Regions from separate parts of the Homo sapiens genome. Here region 2 is linked to region 1. The links are chromatin contacts, found by Hi-C in ENCODE. All regions are on one chromosome and are shown on one strand. Each heading gives the region's core, a stretch centred on a gene start or an enhancer-like site at or near the end of the contact. The rest is flanking DNA. Distances are from core to core; before and after follow the strand shown. Region 1 overlaps AFAP1L2 (actin filament associated protein 1 like 2). Region 2 has its middle 57 kb from the start of ABLIM1.

What was found. A loop is a pair of places that touch in the nucleus more often than their neighbours do. Pooled maps may share reads with other maps.
Region 2: a loop to region 1 is called in a pooled map of adrenal gland, with 2.6 times the contacts of the local background. The contact joins two enhancer-like sites. A Hi-C loop is called at or near these places in 17 of 168 maps with a recorded cell type or tissue (A673, B cell, CD4-positive, alpha-beta T cell and 14 more), 34 of 37 single-sample maps with no recorded cell type and 23 of 50 pooled maps.

What each region holds. Positions count from the first base shown.
Region 1 is chr10:114,301,120-114,305,724 of GRCh38, reverse strand. AFAP1L2 (actin filament associated protein 1 like 2) reads left to right here. Exons shown (of 19, transcript NM_001001936.3): 11 at 795-1,006; 12 at 3,241-3,386; 13 at 4,260-4,371. Among named protein-coding and RNA genes, the nearest start is that of VWA2, 64 kb to the right of the region's middle. RefSeq lists a silencer at 707-756. Within about 2 kb of position 1,649, at least 18 of the 41 ENCODE cell types and tissues checked have a DNase peak (open chromatin) inside an H3K27ac peak, as active enhancers do; they include thyroid gland, where a contact is called at or near this core.
Region 2 is chr10:114,712,619-114,717,821 of GRCh38, reverse strand. It overlaps a transcript of ABLIM1 not described here. Among named protein-coding and RNA genes, the nearest start is that of ABLIM1, 57 kb to the right of the region's middle. Within about 2 kb of position 3,486, at least 11 of the 41 ENCODE cell types and tissues checked have a DNase peak (open chromatin) inside an H3K27ac peak, as active enhancers do; they include thyroid gland, where a contact is called at or near this core.

The DNA.
Region 1 (4,605 bases), core at 400-2,899:
TGTAGCCCCGTCCCCTCCAGCCCCGCTCCCTCCTGCAGCCCCGTCCCCTCCTGCACCTGCATCCCCTCCTGCATCTGCATCTCCTCCTGCATCTGCATCCCCTCCTGCATCTGCATCTCCTTCTGCAGCCCCGTCGCCTCCTGCATCTGCGCCCCCTCCTGCATCTGTGTCCCCTCCTGCAGCCCCAACCCCTCCTGTACCTGCACCCCCTCCTGCATCTCCTCCTGCAGCCCCGTCCCCTCCTGCATCTGCGTCCCCTCCTGCACCTGCGTCCCCTCCTGCATCTGCGTCCCCTCCTGCATCTGCATCTCCTTCTGCAGCGCCGTCCCCTCCTGCAGCCCCGCTCTCTCCTGCAGCCCCGCTCCCTCCTGCAGCCCAGTCCCCTCCTGCATCCGCGACCCCTCCTGCAGCTCCGTCCCCTCCTGCGTCCGCATCCCCTCCTGCATCCGCGTGCCCTCCCACATCCACGTCTCCTCCCGCAGCCCCGCCCCCTCCTTTATCTGCATGCCCTCCCGCAGCCCCGCCCCCTCCTTCATCTGCGTCCCCTCCTGCAGCCCAGTCCCCTCCTGCAGCCCAGTCCCCTCCTGCATCTGCGTCCCCTCCTGCAGCCCGGTCCCCTCCTGCATCTGCGTCCCCTCCTGGAGCCCAGTCCCCTCTTGCATCCGCATCCGCTTCCCCTCCCGCAGCCCCGCCCCCTCCTGCATCTGTGTGCCCTCCCGAAGCCCCGCCCCCTCCTGCATCTGCGTCCCCTCCTGCAGCCCTGTCCCCTCCTGCATCTGCACTTCCTCCTGCAGGTTACCTGAACGTGCTGGTGAACAGCCAGTGGAAGTCTCGCTGGTGCTCTGTCAGGGACAATCACCTGCACTTCTACCAGGACCGGAACCGGAGCAAGGTGGCCCAGCAACCCCTCAGCCTGGTGGGCTGCGAGGTGGTCCCAGACCCCAGCCCCGACCACCTCTACTCCTTCCGCATCCTCCACAAGGGCGAGGAGCTGGCCAAGCTTGAGGTACCGCCGGCCTGCAGGGGGAGCAGGGCCAGCCAGGGTGTGGCGGTGGTGGCTGTTTGCTGCCAGTCTCCAGGACTGTAATGCTACTAAGGGAGAATCAATGTCCCCGCGTGTTATTTTTACTTCGTTTGCCTGAGATTGTTTGCATTTTTAAAAATTTCCATTCCTTTTCTGACCTCAGAGTAGTTGCGTTATAAGAGTGGAACCATGCGCTACTTCCTGCACTTAGGGCAGAAGGAGTATTTTTAGTTCTCTGAGCTACTGGAAAAGCTGCTGGGGATTCAAAGTGGGTGTTGTTTTGTTTGGGTATCACCAGCTGGGAGAGCCTCTAGGCCCAGTACGTAAAAACCACACTGTTAGAGCTTATCTGGGGGAAAAAATTCGCTTTGTGATACAATTACATTCCTCTCGCTCCCCATCCTCCCTTTGATGTGATGTTACGTTTACAAAAATAAGAAGTGACATAACGCTTTGCAAGCTGCGGCAGGCGGAGACCGAGTCCCTTCCACGCATGGAAGCACACACTTGCCCGTGAATGTCCGTTCACTTAGTCTTTGATGTGGAGGTCCTCATCCAAACTTTGCTCCAATCCTGCCCTCTGGTGGCTGAAAGACCCACATCGCAATTGCTTCCCAGGGTCCAGCTTGTAGCTTATATTCATCCATTCAGAGGTTCCCCATCAACAGACATCTTCTCAGCACAGGAATATGGTGGACAAGAGCAATATGGACTCCGTCCTTGTGGCACTTACATCCTAGTTTGGGAGTGTGATGTTATTCAGCAAATTACCCAGCCAATCGCTGGGCTACAATGGCTGGAAAGAAGTGGGGAGGGTGCTATAGACTTGTACTGGGGTCTGGGTGACAGGCTGGAGCGGGAGGGACAGGGCTTGATCCTAGGAGCAACGGAGCCCTGATGGCTTTCAGGGGAGGGCGGCAAGCTCAGATCGGGGTTTTGAGATGCTTCCTCCAGCTACTGGGGTGGGAGTGGATCGGAGGGGGCAAGAAGGGACCTGCTAGGAAGCTGTCGCAGCTGTCCAGGGCAGAGACGCAGCCTGGACTAGGGGAGGCCCATGAAAAGCTGTATTTAGAATCCAGTTGAAACTAAGTGGGGGCCGGGCATGATGGCCCACGCCTGTAACCCCAGCACTTTGGGAGGCTGAGGCAGGTGGATCACCCGAGGTCAGGAGTTTGAAACCAGCCTGGCCAACATGGTGAAACCCTGTCTCTACTAAAATACAAAAATTAGCTGGGTGTGGTGGTGGGCGCCTGTAGTCCCAGCTACTTGGGAGGCTGACACAGGAGAATTGCTTGAAGCCGGGAGGCAGAGGCTACAGTGAGCCAAGATCCCACCGCTGCACTCCAGCCTGGGCGACAGAACAAGATTCTGTCTTTAAAATAAAAAAAAACTGGGAAAAGGAAACCAACTAAATGTCAAATTCTGCTCATCACGGCCTCTTTGATGAAGAGAATGTAGCAGCAAACGTGATGGAGCTATGGGTTATACCAAAGGGGGCTGATTTTCCTCATCAAAATAAACCTATAGCTTTGATTAAATGGGCAGTTTTTTCTCATTATAAAGGTAAGAAACAGTGTGGACATTTTAATTGAGGTACCCAATGGATGCATTTGATTAGAATGCATTGTCCCCTGGAAAAAAAAATACCAAATTCACTGGGATTTTGATGATGATTTAGCAGCTGAGCTAGTGTAAGGTATTTAAAAGATGTCCCGACTTTACTGAAGCCATGAACAAAATAAATTTGAATGTTGTTATTTCTTGGGGATCCAGGAAGTCTTGTTGTATATGGGATTGGGGGAATGACATGCATTGTTCATAAAATACAAGTGTCAACTTAAAAGACATACAATTTTTTAATCATTTTAAAAACTATTAATTAACAGGTGGTCACTAACAGTTTTTAATAGTGACCACCTGGTGATAAGTTTTCACCTCCTAGAAACACAATGTATATACATCTCATATGGCCCTTGGGACAAAAGTCCACAGCATTATTGAGGTGGCATCAAGATGTCACTGACGACAGGAAATATTATCTGGGGCCACTGGGGGGTGGGATAGGCTGGTGAACAGGAGAAGCACAGCCCCGGGCTGTTACAGAGGCTTTCGTGGGCAGGCTCAGGGGTAGGGGTACGGTCATGGCCTGGTGGGGAGGGGCTGGCACCAGGCAGCACTGCCTGGCCCTGCTTATGTCTCTCTTGGCCTCGTTCCAGGCCAAGTCTTCCGAGGAAATGGGCCACTGGCTGGGTCTCCTGCTCTCTGAGTCAGGCTCCAAGACAGACCCAGAAGAGTTCACCTACGACTATGTGGATGCCGATAGGGTCTCCTGTATTGTGAGTGCGGCCAAAAACTCTCTCTTGTGAGTAATTTGGACCCTTCCTCCGTACACTCTCTTATTCCTGGCCATGCTGTAGGCCCTGGGTCAGCCAGAGTCAGGGGCAGCAGGGAGCACAGGGTCCCACCCCACTCTGCCCAGCAGCAGGAAAATGTGAAGCCAAGGAGTAGCCCTCAGGGAGGCCCGGCCAAGAGCCAGGAGCTGAGCTAAGAGCAAGGAGCCGAGCCAGGCTTCGGGCCCCGGGGGCAGCTTTGGCATCCTCAGAGGCAGTTAGACTCTCCAGCTCCTCCAGGCAGAGCTGTCACCTTTCCTGACCTCCTACTTGTCCTTCTGGTGAATCCCTCACTGGGTCTCCAGCACACCCTGGAGAAAAGCAGGTCAGGGGGTGGTGCTTCTGTTTCCAGATGAGCAAACTAGGGCTGAGGGAGAGGGCGTTCTCTGGTCAGGGTGGTAGAGCCAGTCTCGTGGAAGCCGGCTGAGCCACTGAAACAGAATCAGTTTTCTCATGGACCAAACGGGGATAGTGTCTGGCCTGCGCCACCCCAAGTGTATTGTGAAGATGAAATGAGAAGGGGTTTTTTGTTGTGGTTGCTGGAAGGAGATCCTAGAAGGGAGGAATGGGGGAGAAGATGGCAAAGGGATCCTAGGACGAGGCGTATGGGCAAGGGAAGCTTGTCTTTCTGGGAGGAAAATCTCGAACCAAGAATTTCAGGAAGAAGGCACTGGGAAAAGAGGGAGGAGGTGCCCTCAGATCCATGGAGGTGAGTGTCAGCCCCCAGATCTCTTGTGTGGCCACCACTTTCACGGCAACCACTCCTCACTGGGAATCCTTGGAGTCTGGTGCTTTCACCACCCTGCCCCGGCTGCTTCATGTGTGCCACCTCGCCCTGTTTCCAGACTGATGCAGAGAAAGTTCTCAGAGCCCAACACTTACATCGATGGCCTGCCTAGCCAGGACCGCCAGGAGGAGCTGTATGACGACGTGGACCTGTCAGAGCTCACAGCTGCGGTAAGGACCCGGCCAGGCAGTGGCCTGGGCCTCTCCAGGCCCTCCTCCTACCAACCTCAACACCTGGATGCCAGAGATCATTAGAGTATCCCTGAGATGAGATGAGTGGGTTCTGAGTCACCTACCAGGCCAGTAGTGCAGACACCTAAGTGCAACAAGGCTGTCTCCTATATGTGAGGCTGTGCAGTTTGCTTGGCTTGGGGACTTATCTAGATGAAACACCGGTGAACCCCT
Region 2 (5,203 bases), core at 2,237-4,736, 410 kb before region 1:
CCTGCCTCAGCCTCTTGAGTAGCTGGGACTATAGGTGTGCACCACCATGCCTGACTATTTTTTATTTTTTGTAGAGACAGGGTTTTGCCATGTTACCCAGGCTGATCTTGAACTCCTGGGCTCACGTGATCCACCCGCTTCAGCCTCCCAAAGTGCTGGGATTACAGGCATGAGCCACTGTGCCCTGCTGATCATCTATTTCAATGAGTACTTTCACCTATTTACTTATTTGGAGGCAGTTTTGTCCCCTCAGGGGACATTTGACAATGACTGAAGATGTTTTTATCACAACTGGGAGAGGGGTGCTACTGGCATCTACTAGGTAGAGGCCCAGGGATGTTGCTAAAGACCCTACAATGTGCATGATAGCACCCCAAAACAAGATATTATCCAGCCCCAAATGTCAAAAGTGCTGCAATTGAAGAATCCTAGCTGACAGGTTAGTCCAGTGTTCTCCCTACATGATTTCAGTCTTATTGTTTTTGTATTTGGGTGATAGACAGGAATGACCACAAGTAATTTATTATAATGCTGAAATATTTCCTAAGACCATAGACTTTCCGTCCAGCTGTAAGATTCTCAGAATTTCTTCCCACGAGTAGAAGCAAAGACATCAGCACAGAGCAGTTCACTTGCTCCTAAAAAATGATAATGGTAAAATTACTTCACTGGTGAATCATTCACAGAGGAGGCCTGTCTTATTTGCTGTAGGTTCCCCAGCCCCAGGCAGTACTAGGGGCTCAGTAGACATTGGTTGAATGAATGAATGAATGAATGAATGAGATACCATGATGCTTTGGCATCAGTGGGATGGACTTAGGGCAGTGATCTGAGCAGAAATTTGGCACACATGTACACTTGACTTTATGGTAAATATAAGTTCCATGTCAGCTCTGTGTTCATGTGGCAGCTCTCATTAATGGAGCTAACTGTTTCTCCTGTGTTTTCCTGCTCTTCTGCTTTTTTTTTTTTTTTTTTTAACAGTTCCAGGCAGTGCAAGCAATTATAGTAAAATTTATACATAATTGGCATCTGCAGAAGCAGCTAGCATGAACTCAATATTGAAGACCTGCACGAAACCTCTCAAGTAGAGTGTTGTTTGTTCTTGGAGTTTTAAAGGACTCACTTTTGCCTCAGATTCCCAAATCTTTGGTGGTATTATTTAGACCAGATGATTCTAACTTGAAAAGTGTACTGATCTTAACAGTTAGCATGTGTGTTCAGATGAAGTATATCAAGTGGAAGAAAACTTACTACCCTTAAGAAAACATCCGTTGTAAGTTCAGGAGATAGTGGTCCCCACATAAGACAAATCAGAGGAAAAGTTCTACCTTAACACTCGTTTTCTTTTTTTTCTCTTTGAGGCTGTGGGGAGGGGTGTGTGTGTGTGTGTGTGTGTGTGTGTGTGTGTTTCTCTCTACCAATTTGAGAACACTAACTGTGAAAAACTCTTATACCTCTCATGCATCTACCTACCTTACTTAGCTAATATAGCAGAAGAGTGGCAACCAGAGCTGCAGAAACACTGGCCGCAAAAGATAGAATTTTCCTTATATGGAGGAACATGCCAGATGATGACAAAAGCTTCTGTATTTTCTCCACTTCTTATTGGATAGTTACTTCCCTGGCCTGGAGGACTCCAGATCATTGTCTGAGACATATAATGTCAGCTCTTGGGATGGGTGGAAAGTGTGTTTCTCAGAGTGCCAGAGAGATTTCCTTCCCTATTCTCACAATACCATTTTGTGGAAACACTTGATTGTTTGGGTTAGCAAATAGCGGGAGAAGGTAGAGACAGACAGAATTTCTGCGACCTGGATCCCTACGATGGCCTAGTGGAATCTGATTGTGCTGACCTGTGTCCCTAACTCTTAGGACAAATGTCTAGGGCAGTGTATAACATGTTGATGTTTTTTAGGTTTATTTCTGTGTATACTTCTAGTAACATTTTCCTTATGCAAATGAAATAATTCTTGCAAATGGAAGTATAATCTTTGATTGCAAATGAAAAATCAGTGTTCAGAAGAAATTTTTTTTTAGATATATGTACTTCAATTTTTAACTTTCAATAGCCAAACGCTCTATGTATTAAGTATATTGCTGTATGTTTCTTATGAAAAGGAAAAGTCACGGTGAGGGCTGAGGTCAGGAAGAACGTTGTTGACCTCTTTGAACTGCTTGCTGGTTCCCTCTGCACCTTCTTTTCCTTGGCGACCTGACTTTGTGTGTGAGCAGCCAGGCAGTTTTACCCACTGTGCCAAGGGAGGGTAATCTGAGCTGCAACGTTAGCCTGGATCGCTTATCAGGGAGGAGGCATTTTTAGGAAATACGTGTCTTTTAAGAAGTGTAATTTGTTTTTGTTTGGTTTCACTAAATGGGTTCTTACTAAGGAAAGAGCAGGAGATTCCCAAACTTCCAGGCTTGTTCTTTTCTAGCAACTGATTTTACTTGGAAAGAATTGAAGGAAGGGGCTCGGATACTGATCTTTGGTGTGTTTGTAAAAATTAATGGTGTTTGGCTAGCTAATTAGGAGGAAAGGGTAACATTCTCTAAGCAGAGCAACTAAGATGACTGGAATTTTCATTCTTGGCTCGCTCTTTTAATTCCTTTGGCCCTTAGCCTGTCTGGGAAATCTTTTTGCCTTTTTTCCCTGCATCAAAGAAGAAACTCTGTACTTACATGAAAGTTAGTGAGTTTATTAAGGATAATATTATATTAAAAATGAGTAACTTTTCAGCCTATTGAAATTTTAGATGTACTTTCTGCTTTGATTTGGGGGTTTTACTTTTCTTCCTTTTATTTTTCTTTCCTTCTCTCCTTCTTCCTTTGAGAGTGCTTAGAAGTTGACATTGGAGTCACTCTTGCCTTCATGGCATAATAGGGAGATGGAATGGGACAAGGGAGAGAAGAAGGGAGACAGAGAGGGATAATCAGAAGTTGATTTTTTAAAAAAATAACAATCCCTCGTCTAGATATATTATAAGAATATATGTAGGGTCAATTTCTTTACTTCTTGTTACAGCAACTGCATAATTGTCTTCTAAAGGCTTTCTCTTAGTTTTCTGAATCTGTAGTTTATATACCATAATCTGCTATTGACTTCCGTGCAGCCTGCTTGAAACCAAGCCAAACCAACCCTTCTGAGTGTATGTATCATCCCAAGGTAAACAAACGGCATTTTGCATTCCTCTGTGGAGTTTGCCTGCTCCGGTTACAGGCTGAAGAATAGCACAGCATTGGTAGCACATGGATATTGGACACATCCAGCTCTGATGTGGGAATCTGTTGGTAACCTCAGTCACAATGGCATCACATGCCCAGAGTTCCCAAATCTTTCTCAAGTGCGGCTTTCAACTTAAGATGTCAGGATCACTGGCTTCTTTCAGCGCTGCTTGTTGACAGCCTCTTTTTAAATGGCTGTGTTTGGCTGGTGACCCAGGAGTGCCATGGCTGAAAAAGCTCTACACTCCATGTCCATAGACCTGTGCTCTGCTCTCAATTTGATTAGCTGCCTGATCTGCAGCAGGTCACTTAACCTCTGTGAACTTTAGTTTTCTCATCTGTAAAATGAGATGTTCAGTCTGAGGTCCCCAATGGATGATTTCATGACCTAAATGAAGTTAATTAAAAAACCAGCTCCAGCCTTGCGATTAATAAACAGGAAGAGAAGGCATTCAATTCCAGGCTAAACAACATAGAAGGGCCACTTCAGACAGTGTTCTTTTGGGAAGGATGTTCTACAAAGTAAAATATTTGGGAGGACTGATTATTTTCATGGCTGTTTCTCTCTAGGTATTTCTGGGAGATGATTTTTCAAGTCCAGGTTGGTGTGTAGACCCTGTGAATTCAACACCTTCCCAGTACAGAATGCAGTTAACACAGACAGGGTTGGAGTCAGCTTCCCGTTTTTGTCTCACTTGGTTCCCTCTTCGTTGCCATTCAATCTGTTGTGTAAATTTTTTGAGTGAGGAGGCACGATGTTCTCTACAACTGTGATATTTAGCTCTTACTATTGTTTGCATTTAGAGAAAGATGTATGTGAATTCCTCACTGTTTTTATTATTCTGTAACCGAAAGGAGTGAAGTGTTCTTTAAGGCTGCCTCCTGATGGGAAACAATCCTACTGAATGAAATTGGCTGATTGAAATGGGGAGCAGCCCGTAACTCCCTGAAAGTTCTTTAGTGCTACTAAAAAAAGACCAACACAAATGAAAATGTTATGCTTTCTCTAAGTAAATACCAGTGGTAGGAAATGGTAGGTTAGAAGCCTTTTTATTCCCTTCACTGGGTAAGAAAAACACTGAGGGATAGCTTCCGGACTATCCCTGTTTTTGATTTTCCCTTTCTCTTCATCTTGCACTTGGTTTTGATTTCTCTGGGTTGTATAGTTTATTGTTGGATCTTACTACTGTGAACTTAAAAACTATGCTATTTGCCACCCCAGCTCCACTGTCTCTTAGGGACATAGCTCCCCTTAAATGCAAGGATTTTATGAGAAGTGGGATCTTTGCCATTCCATTTATCCTGGTTCCAGAGCAAAGACCTCCCTCCTGCTCTTCTGCTTCCTTGGTAAATAACCCATGTGCTCTAGGAAGAGGACAATACAGTAGCAATTGAATTCCTTCTTCCCAGGCATTTTCTCATACCAGGATAATGTCTCTTTAGCTGCTCCTCTCTTCCTTGTTAAATCATGAACCACGTATCAACATATTCTGCCCAGCTATGTTATAGAAATAACCGGGCAAGAATATGTATATTCTTTCCTTTTTTTAAGAGACAGGGTCTTGCTCTGTCTGTCAGGCTGGAGTATAGTAGTATGATCATAGCTACTGCAACTTTGAACTCCTGGGCTCAAGGGATCCTCCCATCTTGTCCTCCTGAGTAGCTAGGACTACATGTGTGAGCCACTGTGCCTGGCCATGAAGATGCGTGTTTCATTAATGGATGGAGCTCTAAGTCGGGGCAATCCATTGCCCTACGGTTTTATTTGTAATCAATAAGAAGTAATTATAGAAAATCATTGACAGTTTTGCTGAGCAGGTTCAACATTACTTGAAGAAACTCCAAATATTCCCGTGTCATAGATCATTTTGTACCAGAGTTGTTCTATATACCACTGAAAGTTTTCACTAGTAGCCTCAGACTGTCATCTAATTCTTCCATCCACTTAGCAGGCATGTCTCACAATATGGTGACAACGAAG